Linked DNA regions of Homo sapiens: region 1 is linked to region 2. The links are chromatin loops, found by intact Hi-C in ENCODE. Cell type or tissue: MCF 10A. All regions are shown on one strand. Links, peaks and the distances in the headings refer to the core of each region. The heading gives the core; the rest is flanking DNA.

Region 1 (2,916 bases), core at 309-2,808, 130 kb before region 2:
TTGGGGCTCACAGAGTCAGAAAATGATGGGGCAGGTTTTAACCCGGGGTCTGGGCTTTCCTCCCTACTCCAGGTGAGTGGTGTTTTAGGGCCTCAGGAAGACACAAGGACGGAGGTCAGCTTGTTTAGGAAATTCACACGTTTCTGACTCTGTAGAAAGGTTAGCCGACAGCCTTAGGGTGGGTGGAAACTTCTGCCAGATGAGCAGGAAGGGATAGGTGGCTCATGCTGGAATTGGTGGGTGGTAGGTCTGACCAGGGTCTTTCTCTGTTTAAACCTTCCCATGGGTCCCTCACCTGGCATTTGAGGCCCACTGAGACCTGGAGCTTGAATGCTTCCTCAGCTTTACCCCCGCCTCTCTCCTAACCCACCCCTCCATGTTATGCAGGTCCCCGACACTCCCATGCTCTCTCCCGCATCCAACCTTTGCATAGGCTGACCTCTCTGCCTGGGACACCCTTCTGCTTTCCCCTCTCCTTCCTTTTCTATTTTCGACTCACTTTTTAGGACTCAGGATATCCCTCCAGGAGGACTCTCCTTTCCCTCAGCCTGGGCTGGACCATGTGTACCCAGCCCCCTGGTTTCCCACTGCCACAGCCGTGTCACCCTGGGTTATAAATGCTATTTAACTGTCTCCTCCAGTTAGTTCCCCTGGCACCATGTCATTTATCTCCGTGGTCCTAGCTTCCAGCGCAGAGTCTGGCACAGAGACAGCTAAGTACAAATGAGCTTTCTCTCCCATTAAGGTAGCTGTGATCTTCACAAAGCTTCGTTCATTCTGGGGACTATTTTGCAAAAGGGCCATACCTGCCTCTCCTCTTTCCTGCTTCTCTTGCTCACCCCTCCCACTCCTCCTCACACACTAGGCCACCCCCACATGCTCCCTGGAGCTGGGCAGGAAGAGGAGGGATGGAGCCGCTGAGAGAGCAGCTCTGGATGTTGTAGTTGTCATCTATCAGCTGGCACCTGCTGCTGGTGAGGCGCCTCCTGCCTCCTATACGTGGTGCTAGATGACAACCTGCAGCCCATCCTTCTAGCCCTTGGGATTCTCTGACCAGGCCTTAGTCTCTAAGCCCTGCCCCTTCCTTAAGGAGGTTCAGGTTACCTGGAGTCAGCTGGGATAAGAGCAGCAGCACAGTCAAAGTCAGCAAAAGGAGCTTCATGGCTAAGGCAGCCCAAAATGAAGCTGCAAGTCCGATGCCACGGCTGAGCTAATGGGAGAAGGAGAGTGCCTGGCCTGTGGCTCGCACTCCCTCAGCTGCCCACGGGTACAGCCCTCACACTCTGACTGGACACCCCTCCCTTTGTCATTTAGGTCAGCAGGGAGAGGACAGCCAACAAGGTCCAGGGCCCAAGACTTAATATACTACCCGTTCCTTCCACCCAGCTCCAAACTGCCTGAACCCAGTGACCAGCAGGAGGCGCCACAAACACCGGCTCCGGAAGGTCAGGGAAGACGGCAGAGTTTTGAAGAATAAATACAAAGCAACAGGTAGATGAGCTGAAATGGGGTTCCAGGTGGAGGAATGTCTGTACAAAGGCTCATGTTGGTGTTGAAAATGAGAAATATGACATAACCAGAGCAAAAACTGAGAGGAAAACGGCAGAAAGAGATGAAGCTCCGAGCACCAGCCTGTCTGTCACAGCCCCCTGCTGGGTTCTAACATGCGGTGGCCCTCCCCCTAGGGTCATCCTTCCGCTTCCTCAGAGATCTGAGAACCAACCACTCAGAATCCTTCTTCTGAACTCGGGTTTTGAAAACTCATTCTTGGCCGGGCACGGTGGCTCACGCCTGTAATCCCAGCAGTTTGGGAGGCCAAGGTGGGTGGATCACTTGAGGTCAGGAGTTCGAGACCAGCCTGGCCAACATGGTGAAACCCCATCTCTACTACAAATACAAAAAGTAGCCAGGTGTGGTGGTGCATGCCTATAATCCCAGCTACTTGGGAGGCTGAGGCAAGATAATCGCTTGAACCTGGGGAGGCTGTGGTGAGCCGAGATCGCGCCACTGCACTCCCGACTGGGCGACAGAGCAAGACTCTGTCTCAGAAAAGAAAAGAAAAGGCATCTCTTTCCTTTAGTTCCCTCAGCCCTCGGGTGGTAGCTGCATCCTGTAGTTACTGTTTCTCTGACTGGACCCTGCTTGAAACAGATGTCAAGGGTATAATAGCATACAGAGGGATTACAAGGGAAAAACAACAACAACAACAACAACAGTGAAAGCCATTTCTGTAGGGGCAGAAAACAGTCAATGGGGTTGAAAACTGAAAGGTAAGTGAAACAGTGAGGTCAGCAAGTGTAAATAATTCTTTCTAAAACCCTTACAATGAAGAGAAGAAGAGACACTGGCTAGGAAGGGACTCAGTGGAAAGCCTGGAAGTCCACCTTTCCTGTGCTGTTCATTTTTGGTAAGGAGGCTCATTTCATTTCTTTTTTTTTCTTAATTTTAAAAACTATTTTTTATCTTTTTGTTTTTGTTGTTGTTTTGGATACAGGGTCTTGCTCTGTTGCCCAGGCCTGGAGAAATAATGTATCTGTTGGATTCTTTTCTCCCTAAAAGAAGAGATTTTCCCACTGCCTGAAATGCCAGGATATATGGAGGATTTTTGTATTGAGAGTGACAGCAGAGTTGAAAATATTGGGTAACTAGTCCTGACACTGCTACTAGCTTTCTATGTGACCTTGGAAGAATTACTTTTTTTTTTTTTCTGGGTCTCAATCTCTTCAATTAAGGATTTGGGGCAGATGTGCAGTAGGGATCAATATATCCATCATATTATATGGTTTTCTATATAAAAGACACAGAAAGTAAAAGAATGCAGCAATCCAGGTTTTCAACACCAAAACAGGGCAAGGTAATTGGGTTTTCAGATAAGGATTCTCTAGCCTGCCCTTATCAGCCCCCAAGTCTCTGAAC
Region 2 (2,916 bases), core at 291-2,790:
GAGGTTGCGGTGAGCCGAGATCGTGCCACTGCACTCCAGCCTGGGCAACTGATAGAGCGAGACTCCATCTCAAAAAAAAAAAAAAAAAAAAAAATTGGAAAAAAAACCAAGGACTCTCATTAATAATGCAAATATTTATTACAACAGTGGAGGGAGAGCCTGCCCTTGTTTTTAGGAAAAAATAAGAAATAAATTCAAGGACTAAAAAGTAGGAGCTAGTTCCACAGATTGTGGAAATCGATAAACAAATTCAAAGATTGATAGAAATAAATGGGCAAAGAATAGCCAATATAATTGTGAAGAACAAAGTTAGAGAATTTACATTCCTGGATATTAAGACTTATTATAAAGCCATAGTAATTAGTAAAATGTACTACTGATGCAAAGATAAAGAAACTAAGGAACAAAATAGAGTCTAGAAAGAGATCTAATCATGTATGATTCCATGAGAAAAGTAGAACAGTAGAGTAATGGCAGAAGGATGGTATTTTCAATAAATGGTTATCAGTTGATCTTTCCTTCACACCTAAAATCAGTTCCATGTAGATAATAATAATAATAAAACAATAAAGTTTTTAGAACAAACATAAGAAAGTATGTTTAAGACCTTGGGGTAAGTAAAGATTTCTTAAGACACAGAATGTACCAACTGTAAAGAAAGAGATTGATAAATTAGACTTCATTAAAATTAGGAACATCTGTTGAACAAAAGATGTCATTAAGAGGCAGAAAAGTTAAGCCACAAAATTGTGACAGCTATTTTCAAAACCTATAACCAACAAAGATCTTGTGTCTTGAATACATGAAGAATTTTTACAATTCATTAAGAAAAACTCAGACACGCACTCCAAGAACAAAAAAGCCAAAGTGTTGAACAGAGCATCCGAATGACCCATAAATATATGAAAAAGCTCTTAATTCCACTGGTCATTAAGGAAATACAAATTAAAACTGTAATGAGCTATCATTACACACAGAGATTAGCTAAACTTAATGAAGATTAACAATATCAAGTATCAGTGGGGGTGTATTAAAATGGTACACCACTTTGGGAAGCTATTTGACAGCAGATTAAAAAGCTGATCACATGCATATCTATGACCTCTCAATTTCCCCAATAGAAAGGCCTACATATGTGCATAAAAAGTTACGAACAAGAGTGTTCATAGTAGCATTATTTATAATGACCCCAAACTAGAAAGAACCCAATGCTTATGATCAGTAGTATGGATAAATTAGTTATGGTAATGGAACACTATGCCATAATAAAAATGAGTGAACAATTGCTATCTCCACACAACATGGACAGATCTCAAAACAATGATGAGTCAAACTTTCTGGAGACTGTAACTTTAATAGTAGAGTTACAGTCTATTCAGTCACTGATGCTTTTCTCACAGGTAAAGCACGTATCCAGGTGTGTTGCTCCTTCCTGTGATAGTGATGTGAGTTACCAGCAACACTTGGTAGTGTCCTTCTCAGCACTATGATAATCTAGCCTGCCATTGGGTAAGTTCAGTGTAGATTGTCTCCTAGTCTGTATTAGCAACATACCGTTTCAGGGGGATTCTTCCATCTTTTGGCCACACGATGGCGTAATAAGCCTAGGGAAATGAGAAAACTCTGTGATTTCCTTCGTATAAAGTAACAGGCTAGGCTTCACTGCTAAACACATAGCGCTTCCAAACATTAACTCAAAAGGAGAAATATCATGCTTGCTACAGGGAGTTAACCTTAAGTTTCATAGAACAAATACTAAGGCTCTGAGTCACTGTAAGCCAGTGGCTTCATTTAATTTAGCCAAATGGTTTTTTTTTCTTTTTTCTTTTCTCGTTTCTTTCTTTCTTTTTTTTTTTTTTTTTGAGACGGAGTCTCCCTCTGCTGGCCAGGCTGGAGTGCAGTGGCGCGATCTTGGCTCACTGCAACAACCTCTGCCTCCTGGGTTCAAGCGATCCTCCTGCCTCAGCCTCCCAAGTAGCTGGGATTACAGGCGCTCTCCACCATGCCCAGCTAATTTTTGTATTTTTTGTAGAGACGGGGTTTCGCCATGTTGGCCAGGCTGGTCTCAAACTCTTGGGCTCAAGTGATCTGTCCACCTCGGCCTCCCAAAGTGCTGGGATTACAGGTGTGAGCCACTGCACCTGGCATAGTTTAGCCAAATAATTCCTTAGAGTAAGTTTCATTTGTTCCATTTGTCCAGAAAACTGGGGATGATAGGAAGTATAAATTATTGGTATTTGTAGGGTTTTACTGAGCCCCTGATTTGCCACAGGGAGAATGATTTTCCATGTCAGATTCTCTATGTTCAGGAATTCCGAAGACTGGGATGTCATAATTTAGTAAGGCCTTGATCACTATTTGAGCACTTCCTTGAGCCAAAGCAAATACTTCTGTCCATCCAGGCATCATACTAAAGAGTATTTCTTAGCTTGTGATGACCGAAGCTCTATAATATTCATTTGCCACCGGGTCCTGGGAACTTTGGCCTGAGTGGGCTTCCTTGGCTTACTGTAGGTATTCCCTGTAAAGAAATTTTCTGACAGACAGCACATGCTCGTATTATTTACCGAATTATTTGACCTTATTACAGGAGTGGTAAGATTCCAAGATTTTCAGTATATTCCTTTTGTTTAAGTGATATTGCTGGTTGGATGGCATGAAAAACCAGTACAGGAATATCTCATTGGGTAATTCTCATATTTTCTGTGGTGCTCTTTTTAGCTTTCCTTGATGTCTAATTTTCTAACTTGGGGGGAGTCTCATATTACTGAAACCATGAATAGGACTCCCCATAGATGTGATGGGACTTCAATTTCCTCAGTCCAAATCTTAGTAGCTATTTTCATGCAAATTTATTTAGATAATTCATCTTATCTATGAGTTCTACAATGAACATAAATCTGTTGGGGAAATTGC

The links. Peaks named below come from ENCODE experiments on the same cell type or tissue, not always from the same donor. Only the 100,000 strongest peaks of a DNase experiment are listed, where the experiment ranks them.
Region 1: a loop joins it to region 2, with 5 times the contacts of the local background. A loop is called at or near these places in 2 of 110 quality-filtered maps.

The regions. Positions count from the first base shown.
Region 1 is chr20:31,438,945-31,441,860 of GRCh38, reverse strand. DEFB123 (defensin beta 123) reads right to left here and starts at 1,229. Exons shown (of 2, transcript NM_153324.4): 1 at 1,105-1,229. The coding sequence starts at 1,162. In MCF 10A, for the core only: a CTCF peak has its summit at 1,323; no DNase peak of the experiment used is centred there.
Region 2 is chr20:31,312,217-31,315,132 of GRCh38, reverse strand. No RefSeq gene overlaps it. Among named protein-coding and RNA genes, the nearest start is that of DEFB116, 5.1 kb to the right of the region's middle. In MCF 10A, for the core only: a CTCF peak has its summit at 1,640; a DNase peak (open chromatin) is centred at 1,592.